Regions from separate parts of the Homo sapiens genome. Here all the other regions are linked to region 3. Evidence: chromatin contacts called from ENCODE Hi-C or POLR2A ChIA-PET data. All regions are on one chromosome and are shown on one strand. The core of a region is the stretch at or near the end of the contact, and the rest is flanking DNA. Distances in the headings are between cores, read along the strand shown. Region 1 holds the start of ABCF1 (ATP binding cassette subfamily F member 1). Region 2 holds the start of MSH5-SAPCD1 (MSH5-SAPCD1 readthrough (NMD candidate)). Region 3 holds the start of TCF19 (transcription factor 19).

Evidence for each region. A loop is a pair of places that touch in the nucleus more often than their neighbours do. ChIA-PET counts read pairs that join two places held with the same protein, here RNA polymerase II (POLR2A). Pooled maps may share reads with other maps.
Region 1: a loop to region 3 is called in a map of dorsolateral prefrontal cortex, with 2.2 times the contacts of the local background. The contact joins the promoter of ABCF1 here to the promoter of TCF19 in region 3. A Hi-C loop is called at or near these places in 1 of 168 maps with a recorded cell type or tissue (dorsolateral prefrontal cortex), 1 of 37 single-sample maps with no recorded cell type and 6 of 50 pooled maps.
Region 2: a pooled map shows a loop between it and region 3 (6-fold over the local background). The contact joins the promoter of MSH5-SAPCD1 here to the promoter of TCF19 in region 3. A Hi-C loop is called at or near these places in 1 of 37 single-sample maps with no recorded cell type and 6 of 50 pooled maps. POLR2A ChIA-PET finds 5 or more read pairs at or near these places in 1 of 52 experiments (activated CD4-positive, alpha-beta T cell).

Annotation. Positions count from the first base shown.
Region 1 is chr6:30,569,990-30,573,232 of GRCh38, forward strand. It overlaps ABCF1 (ATP binding cassette subfamily F member 1), which reads left to right and starts at 1,453. Exons shown (of 25, transcript NM_001025091.2): 1 at 1,453-1,571. The coding sequence starts at 1,499. RefSeq lists an enhancer at 1,073-1,634.
Region 2 is chr6:31,737,986-31,741,197 of GRCh38, forward strand. It overlaps MSH5-SAPCD1 (MSH5-SAPCD1 readthrough (NMD candidate)), which reads left to right and starts at 1,963. Exons shown (of 29, transcript NR_037846.1): 1 at 1,963-2,077; 2 at 2,469-2,628; 3 at 3,178-3,212. It overlaps MSH5 (mutS homolog 5), which reads left to right and starts at 2,020. Exons shown (of 25, transcript NM_172166.4): 1 at 2,020-2,077; 2 at 2,469-2,628; 3 at 3,178-3,212. The coding sequence starts at 2,482. RefSeq lists enhancers at 1,462-2,092, 2,093-2,724 and a silencer at 2,504-2,722.
Region 3 is chr6:31,156,994-31,160,255 of GRCh38, forward strand. TCF19 (transcription factor 19) reads left to right here and starts at 1,596. Exons shown (of 4, transcript NM_007109.3): 1 at 1,596-1,729; 2 at 1,904-2,714. The coding sequence starts at 2,477. CCHCR1 (coiled-coil alpha-helical rod protein 1) reads right to left here and starts at 809. Exons shown (of 18, transcript NM_001105564.2): 1 at 392-809; 2 at 30-96. The coding sequence starts at 607. RefSeq lists enhancers at 50-550, 551-1,051 and a silencer at 2,275-2,458.

The DNA.
Region 1 (3,243 bases), core at 203-2,702, 590 kb before region 3:
AGAGGATGATGACCTTTCAGTTTTGGCCCAAATAACTGAATGACCTGTGGTGCAATTTCTTGATGGGGAAGCCTGGAAGAGACAGGCTTTAGGAGTAAGAACAAGAGCTCCATTTTGTACGTATGAGAGAGATTTATTAAAGATCTCAGAGAAGATGTCCCATAAGCAGTTGAATTCATGAGCCTGGAGCTCGGGGCAGAAGTTGGGGGCCAGCAAGAGAAGTTTGGGAATCTTCATTGGTTATAGATGGTATTTAAAGTCAGGAGGTGATAGGTGATAAGTCTAGATTAAGGAGAGTGTCAAAGATTTAGCCCTGAGGCACTTCAACATTTAGACTTCAGGAGAAGCCCATTAGATGCAAAGGAAACCTATAGAGAGTAGTGTCCCTGAAGAAAACAAAGGAGGGAGGGAGCGACCAAGTCTATCAAACATTGATGGGAGAGTGAGTAGGATGGCCCCAGATCTGTTGACTTTGGCAAGTGTGAATTCAGACAATGGTGGCAACAAAAGCATGATTGTAGTGGTTTGAGAGCTGACAGAACTACAGGAGCACCTTGCTCAAGCTCCCATATTAAGTGGTAGAGTTAGAAGTGAACCAAAGTCTTGATTGTGGTGATAGTTTACTGGGTTTATGCAGGTCAAAACTTATTTAAGTGATACTTTGCAGTTTATTTTGGGTGCCATTTTATTTTGTGTACAGTTTATTGTATGTCAATTATATCTCAGTAAAGCTGTTACCAAAAAAAATAAATGAACCGAAGCTCCACTGCACCGTGACTTCTGCATGTTGGGCTCCAGTTCCCTGTTTACAATTGTACACTTCGGGATTTTGTGACACATTTCAACACTGGACCGATCAGACCTCTCCCTTAGCCATTGGTCTGCACTGTCTTTTCTGCCCATGACCCAGTCAGTCTCGCGCCCCATGACCCTCTCCTAAAACACGCGCAGTCTCCTCTCTCTTCCCCTTCCTCTCGTGTCTTCCTTGCCTACCAGCCTCACCTGATGGGCTCGTGTTCTCTCCGTCCCCGATCCACTCGGGCTCCGGCAGCTGCTGCTTGGGCGCCTTCGGCATCGCGGTGGCAGAACTAGAAACGAGTTACAGATAGAAACTAGAATATGCTTTTTAAAAAAACAAAAAACAAAACAAACAAAAAAACAGTATGCCTCAACTCCTTCATACTAGTAGGAAATTATTATGTTCATTCCTTGAGTCTCGCGGCGTCGGGAGGTCACGGCGTCAGGCTTCCCAGACAGTCGTAAACGCCATGTGTTTACGCGACTGGAGCAAGCGGACGCCGGCCCCGCTCCGTCATTGCAGGCCACGCCTCCACTGAACCAGGGCCACGCCCCCGAGATGACGGCGAAGCTCGCACGTGCGCAGCCCGGGGGCGGGGTTGGCCGCGCCAGCTTGGAGAGCCAGCCCCATCGGGGTTCCCCGCCGCCGGAAGCGGAAATAGCACCGGGCGCCGCCACAGTAGCTGTAACTGCCACCGCGATGCCGAAGGCGCCCAAGCAGCAGCCGCCGGAGCCCGAGTGGATCGGGGACGGAGAGAGCACGAGCCCATCAGGTGAGGCTGGTAGGCAAGGAAGAAACGAGCAGAGGGGGAAGAGAGAGGAGACTGCGCGTGTTTTAAGAGAGGGTCATGGGGCACGAGACTGACCGGGCCCCTGCGGGAGTTACTGCGCATGCGTGCCGTGGGCCCGGGAGGAGTTTGCCGGGGAGGAGTGGGTTTGGAATCGGGGTTAAAGGAAAGAGATCCAGATGTCGCACGTGACCTAAGTGAGACTGGGCGAGATAAAAGAAAGAGCATATGGCACCGAGGGAGAGATGGGGAGAAATGGGAAAACCTTGCTTAAAAAATTTGGACATCCGCCCCACCATACACTGTATTCCACCAGGAATATATGAGCCCTGCCTCGACCTCCCCTTCCCCCTGCGCGCGCATACACACACCTTGGGAGCCTGTGATCCCCCTTGTTTCTCAAGAGAGGGTGACTCCTTCATGGTTTCTTTCTTAAGACACCCCTCTCACTCAACTGGAGCAAGAGTGTAGATTTTTGATGTTGGAATGAGGGTTAAGGTTTACTTAAAAAGCAGCGAAAGTTTGTTAAGCGCTTGTTTTTAATTAAGCACTCTATATACTGTGCTTTGAGAGGGGAAGGAAAAAAACATGAAGATATCCTCCCAGGGTTGAAGTCAGTTTTAAGGGGGACATAAATGGACACAACTAACCCCAGTAGGTACACAGTAACTAATTTTAAAAGCACTTATTGGATGCCTACTGTATACCAGGTACTGTGTGGAGGAAGTGGGAATGTAGAGATAAAAGATAAGACTTTCCCTCAAGGGACAACCCAGTATGGTGAAGGGTCAGAGCATTAACCAGACAGACAGTGGTTGTCAGAGTATGATGAAGGTGCTTAAGAATGTTATGGGACTGTAGAAGAGAGGAGGAGCATCTACTCAGACAGGTAAGGGAGTGTCAGCAAAGCCTCCCAAGAATATGTAATAGCTGAGTATTTTTTTTTGAGGCACATTGTAGCTCCATCACCCAGGCTGGAGTGCAGTGGCATGAACATGGCTCACTGCAGCCTCCACCTCCTGGGTTTAAAGGATCTTCCTGCCTCAGTCTCCCAAGTAGTTGAGACTACTGGCATGCACCACCACACCTTATTTTTAAAATTTTTTGTAGACACAAGATCTGGCTATGTTGCCTAGGCTGGTCTCAAACTCCTGGGCTCAAGTAATTCTCCTGCCTCAGCCTCCAAAAGTGCTGGGATTACAGGCGTGAGCCACTACATCTGCTCCCCAGAGTTTATTCTTGAAAGATCATCGTGAATTAGCAAGGGGAAGCGCATTCCAAGCCAAGGAAGTTTGTGGAAGGTAGAGATGTAGGCAAGCCTGACTGGTCCCACTAGAGCCTGGTGACTAGTGTGATGAAGTCAGAAAGATGCTCAGGAGACAGATAATGAAAGGCTTTAGATGCCATTCCGAGGAGTTTAATCCTAAAGACATTAAGAAGGAAGGCCCATTGAAGTGCATAAGGAATGATTATGAACAGTTCACCTGTAGCACTGAGCAATGGAGAATGAATGGCCTTGAACTGGTCAAGATGGAGGCGGGGAGACCATTTAGGGGGCTCTGGCCATGATCTAGGTGAGAAGTGGTAAGGGGATAAGCCAAGGCCTGAAGAATAAAGAGTTACTAAGGAGGCGGCATTGATCGGAACTGAGAACTGA
Region 2 (3,212 bases), core at 713-3,212, 580 kb after region 3:
CAGTTCCAGAAAACCATGGTGGAGTGCAAGAACACAGAACTAAAACAGAGCTTGAAACTTAAAGAAAGGGAGAGACTTGGGGGAGGAGTGGGGTGGAGTGACGTGATGTGCTGCTGGAAACCAGCAGTTGGTGGTTTCCTCTTGTGCTTCCTCTTCTGTGGGTTTTCTCCTGCTTGTGGGAGGGCCTTTTTCTCTCCTCCCGACAGAAAGGCTATCTTTGGTGTTCGTTCCCTTGAACTGTAACATCCTGTAAGGGTATGATTCCATGCCTCTGTGTGGGTGTGAATTCCCTCATGGTGACCCTCAAAATCTGCACACAGGACCCCTTCCCATTGAGGGGAGGGGATCAAAACAACTCTACTTCTCAGGGTCCTCTCCTGTTCCAACTGGTCTGTGTCCAAGAGAAGCCTTAGGTAAATGGGGCCAGCTTGAAGATCAAACAGGTTTGGCAGCCTCTCCCGGCCTCTCTTTTCTCTCCTACAGCTTTATAGCTACAGCTGCCTTGATATCAATATTGACTTTGGCTGGCTGGCATGACTACCCACAGGGTATCGTGCCTTAATTTACCAGGTGACAGGCAACGCTGCCCTCTCCTGGAACCATCCAGCAGAGCCAGGGCTGTACCCCCAAATCCTGCAACAGAGGTTTCCCTCCATCTCACCTCCCTGTCCCTGCATTTCTCCTATCTCAGTAGCTCCTCTTTCCCTCTCTGGGCTTCTCTTTCCACTCCCTCCCCTTCCTGGGCTTGGTAAACTAGTCCCTAATCTCTTCACACCCCAGATTGGAAGGTGGGTCCCTCCCTGACACTCCCCAGAGCTGTCACCAACCTCCTCCAAGTTTCTATAGCTCCATTGCTCAACAGATTTGCCAGGGGTAACCATTAACCCAGCCCTTAACTCTGTTCCCCCACCTTTCTTGCTGGAGGGGATTTTCCAATTACTGGTTAGCACAGCTAGGTCATCTCACCCCCACCATCTTTCCTAACTTCTTGGGTTGGGGGGCTGGGGAGGAATCTCCCCATCTCAGGGTACTAGGAACAAAGCTGGGGAGGATGGTGCATTTAAAGGGATTATATATATATATATATATATTTTTTTTCTTTCTCCCTCATAACCCCACCCCCGCAACACACACACACACACACACACACACACACACACACACAGACGCACAAATAAGCTTTATGGAGCAGTGACTTCATTATGTTCACCGCTTTGAGTCCAACCCCTGGCCCAAAATAGGCACTAAATAGTTGCCGAATGCATGAATGATAGATACCTCTCTGTCTTCAGGGGTGTGTAGAAGTGCGAAGGGGTATGGGCATGTCCCAGTAGGGGTGTGAGTGTTCTGATCAGAACTACTTCTCTCTGCCAGAATTTGATGTAATTCGAATGCTTCCACCTCTGCTTGAAGGGTTTAAATAATAAATTAGGCCCTGTCGTGCCATTATGGGGGTGGTCATACCCTGTACCCAGGAAACAGGCACGGTAGGGCTGAGACAGAAGTCCTGCTTGTTTCCGCTTATTTATTTGAAACACCGCTCATTTAGGTCTTACTTTGTTTGCCAGGCACTGTTCTAAGCTCTGTATAAATATTAACTCAGAGGGTACAAATATTAACTTAAGAGTTGTTGCAGGAAAAAAAATAAGCGCCTCTGGCTCTTTAAGTTTGGCCTCCCCCTCAAAACCCCCGCAACGGTCCCAAACCCCTTCCAGGGACTGGGACTACGGACCCTGGTCCGACCTTCTCGCGGGCTTCCCACTGCGCCAATCAAATCCCAGAAACAGTGAGTGCTAGAGGCCCGGCTGCTAAGCAACGGCAGAGGGCGGGAAGTTTGAACGTTCTGGACCCGCCCCGAAGGCAAATAGGCCAATCAGCGTCCAGACTCTTCAGCTACGGCAGTCCGCTTCTCCTCCTCGCCCTGTCGGATCTCTAGGCTGGATCCGGGCCTCTCCAATCAACAGCGGTTAGGAGGGCGGGGCGCGTGCGCGCGCACCTCGCTCACGCGCCGGCGCGCTCCTTTTGCAGGCTCGTGGCGGTCGGTCAGCGGGGCGTTCTCCCACCTGTAGCGACTCAGGTTACTGAAAAGGCGGGAAAACGCTGCGATGGCGGCAGCTGGGGGAGGAGGAAGATAAGCGCGTGAGGCTGGGGTCCTGGCGCGTGGTTGGCAGAGGCAGAGACATAAGACGTGCACGACTCGCCCCACAGGGCCCTCAGACCCCTTCCTTCCAAAGGGTAACCTCCGCGTGACAGGAATGAGGGTGGGGCGCGTGGAGTTTCCCACAATCTGTACTTTAGTTAAATACCCGAGAATTCACCTCCTGTGTCCACAGCTCTCCACGCCCCTCAGCCCTGCCCCGCAGCCCTGTAGCAGAAGTACTTAGTGCTTTGCATTCTGCGCGCCACCCTACCCCGGCCTCCTCTGTGAATCGTTGCTTCCGAACCGCCCTCACTTTTTGCATCCGCAGAGCCTCCAAGCTCATGGCCTCCTTAGGAGCGAACCCAAGGAGGACACCGCAGGGACCGAGACCTGGGGCGGCCTCCTCCGGCTTCCCCAGCCCGGCCCCAGTGCCGGGCCCCAGGGAGGCCGAGGAGGAGGAAGTCGAGGAGGAGGAGGAGCTGGCCGAGGTCTCTGAGGGGAGTAGAAACTTGAATGGAGAGTTGATGGGAAGTTAGAATAAAAGAGGGTTGGGAGCCGGGCGCGGTGGCTCACACCTGTAATCTTAGCACTTTGGGAGACTGAGGCGGGCGGATCACCTGAGCTCAGGAGTTGGAGACCAGCCTGGGCAACATGGCGAAACCCCGTCTCTACTAAAAATATAAAAATTAGCCGAGCGTGGTGGCACGTGCCTGTTATCCCAGCTACTGGGAAGGCTGAGGCAGGAGAATCACTGTAACTCGGGAGGCGGAGGTTGCAATGAGCTGAGATTGCTCCACTGCACTTCAGCCTGGGCGACAGAGCAAGACTCCGTCTCAAAGAAAGAAAGAAAAAAAAAACAGGGTTGGGAAGAGCTGGGCAAGTCTCTTACCTCCTGAGTGGCTGTTTCACATTCACTAAATGGGGGTGATGATGCCTATCTCAGAGATTTGAGAAAATGATTAAATTATATAAGACATGGTAAACCCTACACTTATGAGTGATTCTAATAGTGATTTCCTTTCTTCCTTGCTGGACAGATCCATCTGTGTGTGCTGTGGAATTCAGGATACTT
Region 3 (3,262 bases), core at 346-2,845:
CACCACTCCCCTTGTCTGGTCCCACTGACCTGAAGGTGGAAACATCTCCACATTATTTGAAGGCTCTAGATTCTGTCTCCAGCCATCTATGTTCCCCTGGACAAGAGGAGAAACAAAGACACTCCAATTCAATTTTCAGGCCACCTTCCAAAGAGAAAGCCCCTACAATAACAAAGTCATAATCCTTGAATTATAGCCAGGTCCACCCGATGCTTAGCTCTTTTCCTACTTCCCCAAAGTAGGAGATACCCCAAATTCACTTGCTTGTCTCAACCTGGTTCCTCATGGAACCCAAGCAACTATCAAGTGGAGAGAATTTACTGAAAGAGACAGACTGAGAGGGGCTCTGAGGCTTTACTCATACTTTCAGGATTCTGGGCAGTGCCTCTACCCTCCTCCTTAAGTTTCTATGGTCCCTGCTGCTCCTGGCCAGAGGTGAGAAAGGAGGTACACAGTGCAGGGGTCTTGAGCGCCATCTCCAGAGTTCTCTCCATGGCTCAGCAAGGCCTGAGGGAAGCCCATCCAGACACCAGCAGGCCATGACTCTTGGGTCCTTCCCTGTTAAAGTGCTGGCCCAAGGCCTGGCCCCAGCTGAATGTGGCCACATGCAGGGCTAGACCCTCCCCAAGACCTTGGGAATCCAGGCCGCCTAGATCCCCAGGCAGAAAAGCCAGCGTCCTGACATCTTATTCAAATCTTTCCTGCGGCTGTTCTCTCAGCTTCTCTCTACTATCCCCTTAGCTTCCATGCCTGCTGCCCGCCTCCTCTTTCTCGAGTCCTAACACATAGTGGGCACTTTAAGATCTTCCTCCCACCCTCCCACCCTCATTAATCTATTTTTTACCCGAATCTGGGATCCCTACTCCCGTCCCTTTTTACAACCTAATCTACCTTTTTCTGAAGGAATTATTCTGGTCCTGACCCTCACCCCCATCTCTCAATAGCCTGCCCTCGCCCCCTGTACGCTAGCCGGCTCTACTCTCCCACCACTGCTCCCCTAGATACCCGAGGCTTCACCCAGTTAGCCCGTGAGCTCTAAGGCTGTTCTGATCTCTTCATCTGTCCCTTCACCTGGCCCCTGTACCCCCTTCCCCTTTGGACCCCTTGAACCCTCCCAGGACCCCCGCTCAGCCCCTTCCCGCCCCCAACCGACTCTTCCCGAACGTCCCTTACCAACCGCGAGAGCCCCCTACTGCGCTTTGGCCACACCCCCTACGCCTCGCTCCCGGCCCCGCCTCTGCCCCTGACCGCGCCTGCGCAAGGCGGGCGCCCTAAAGTCCTATTTCACTCTGTTGGGAGGAGGGGGAAAGGTGTACGCAGGCGCAGTGGCGTCTAAATTTGGGCCCACTAAATGCGTCGGAGCATCTCCGCGCCCAGGCGGCTCCTCCTCACTGCGGCAACCCGGGAAAACTTGTGAACTAATCAGAAAAAGTGGAAGGCGGGAGATCTTGGGGCGCTGTCCAATGGCGCGGAAGAGAACACATGAGCTGGCCAATCGGGAACGGCACGGGGGCGGGCTCGCTCGGCGCGAAGTTCGGGCCCGGGAATTCCGAAGGAGGGGTAGGCGCTGCCCGCGCGCAGAGGCCGCGCCCCTCCTGGCCCCGGCTTCTTGGCTGTCAAACAGATGCAGCAACGTCGGCTCCTGCCGAGGAGCCCAAGGGGTCCCGGGATCCGCCGCACAGGCTGGCACTGCTTGAAGAGGAGGCTACTCGGAGACTGCGCCGCGCGGGTAGATCCGAAACGGGGCTGGGGCGGAGTGGGAAAAGGCCGGGTATGCCTTGCATGATCGCGGGGAGCTCCTTCCTGTTTTTATCCCACCTAGAGAAGCCGGGAAGTAGGGGTTTAGGTCCAATTTGTTGGAGTACTTAAGGACTCGTTTGCACTTTCTTTTGGGGGATGACAGTGGATTCATTGCCCTCGGAGGTTCAACCAGTTATGAGTGAGGGATTGGCCAGAAGATCGGGGCGCAGGCAAGCAGGAGTGCTCTATTAGGATAAGCAAGTTTGACAGGAAGAAGCTACTCTTCTCCGAATTACACAGAGGTGATGTGTTCGTATTGCACGTAGACGTGTGTATAACAGGACCTCCTTCCCCGCGCCCCGCCACCCCGACACACACAGGAGCTGCCTAAAGTATCCTTGCCTTGCAGATTGGAGGCTCCCCAAATATTTTGCGATCTGAGGATCCAGCTCAAGTGAGGTGCCATAGGACGTGTTCCTGAGTTTGCATTGCACGGAGACCTTCCTGGAATTTTTCATTTGCAAGTCGGCTTAACCAATTTTGCATTGAGTCCTAGGCTGCTTGCACTCTGAATTTGGGCTATTCAGGTAGTGTGCTCAAAGTTGAAACCGCATACAGCACAACTCAAGTTTGCATCAGACTGGGAAGCGAACTTAAGCCAGCGGTGCGTGGCCCAGGAGTGGGAAAGGAAATGGATGCCTGAAGTGGAAGAGGTGGTGCAGAGGGGGCACCGCCCATGCTGCCCTGCTTCCAACTGCTGCGCATAGGGGGCGGCAGGGGCGGTGATCTCTACACCTTCCACCCCCCCGCCGGGGCTGGCTGCACCTATCGCTTGGGCCACAGGGCCGACCTGTGTGATGTGGCCCTGCGGCCCCAGCAGGAGCCTGGCCTCATCTCTGGGATCCACGCCGAACTGCATGCCGAGCCCCGGGGTGATGACTGGAGGGTCAGCCTGGAAGACCACAGCAGCCAAGGTGAGCATTAAGCAGGGCAGCTTTGCCCCTGGGTGGTTGAAGCGCCAGGCTGGAATGAGTAAGGTCTCCACAAGACCCTGCTGCCTGCCTCCCATACTCCCATCAGATTGGATGGATGGTCGTGGTCCAGACCTTCATCTTCCCACCAGAAGTGTGCACAGTCAGAAGCTCTCTGCCAGACTGACCCTTTTTGGTCCCGTTTAGCTCATACAGGACCTGGGATATCATCAGAAAGATATCACAGTGGGGATGTTCTGAGGCCACTAGAGGCCAAGTTTAGACTTGATTCAGTTTCCAGCTTTGCTGAGGCACTCTGTTCCTGGGTTAGGGCAGTTCTATGTTGAATAATGTTTTTAATAATCTGGGCATGTCTTTCTCCGTGACTTGAGGCAGTTAGCCTCAGAAAGCCTAGATTCACATTTGAGTTTTGCCACTGCCTCTTGGTAAAGTCAGCTGTAGGAGTGTTATGGTTATTAGACTATAGTAGCCAACATTCATCTAGTGCTTACTGTTATGAGCCAGGCCCTATTTTAAGTGTATTGAATGTA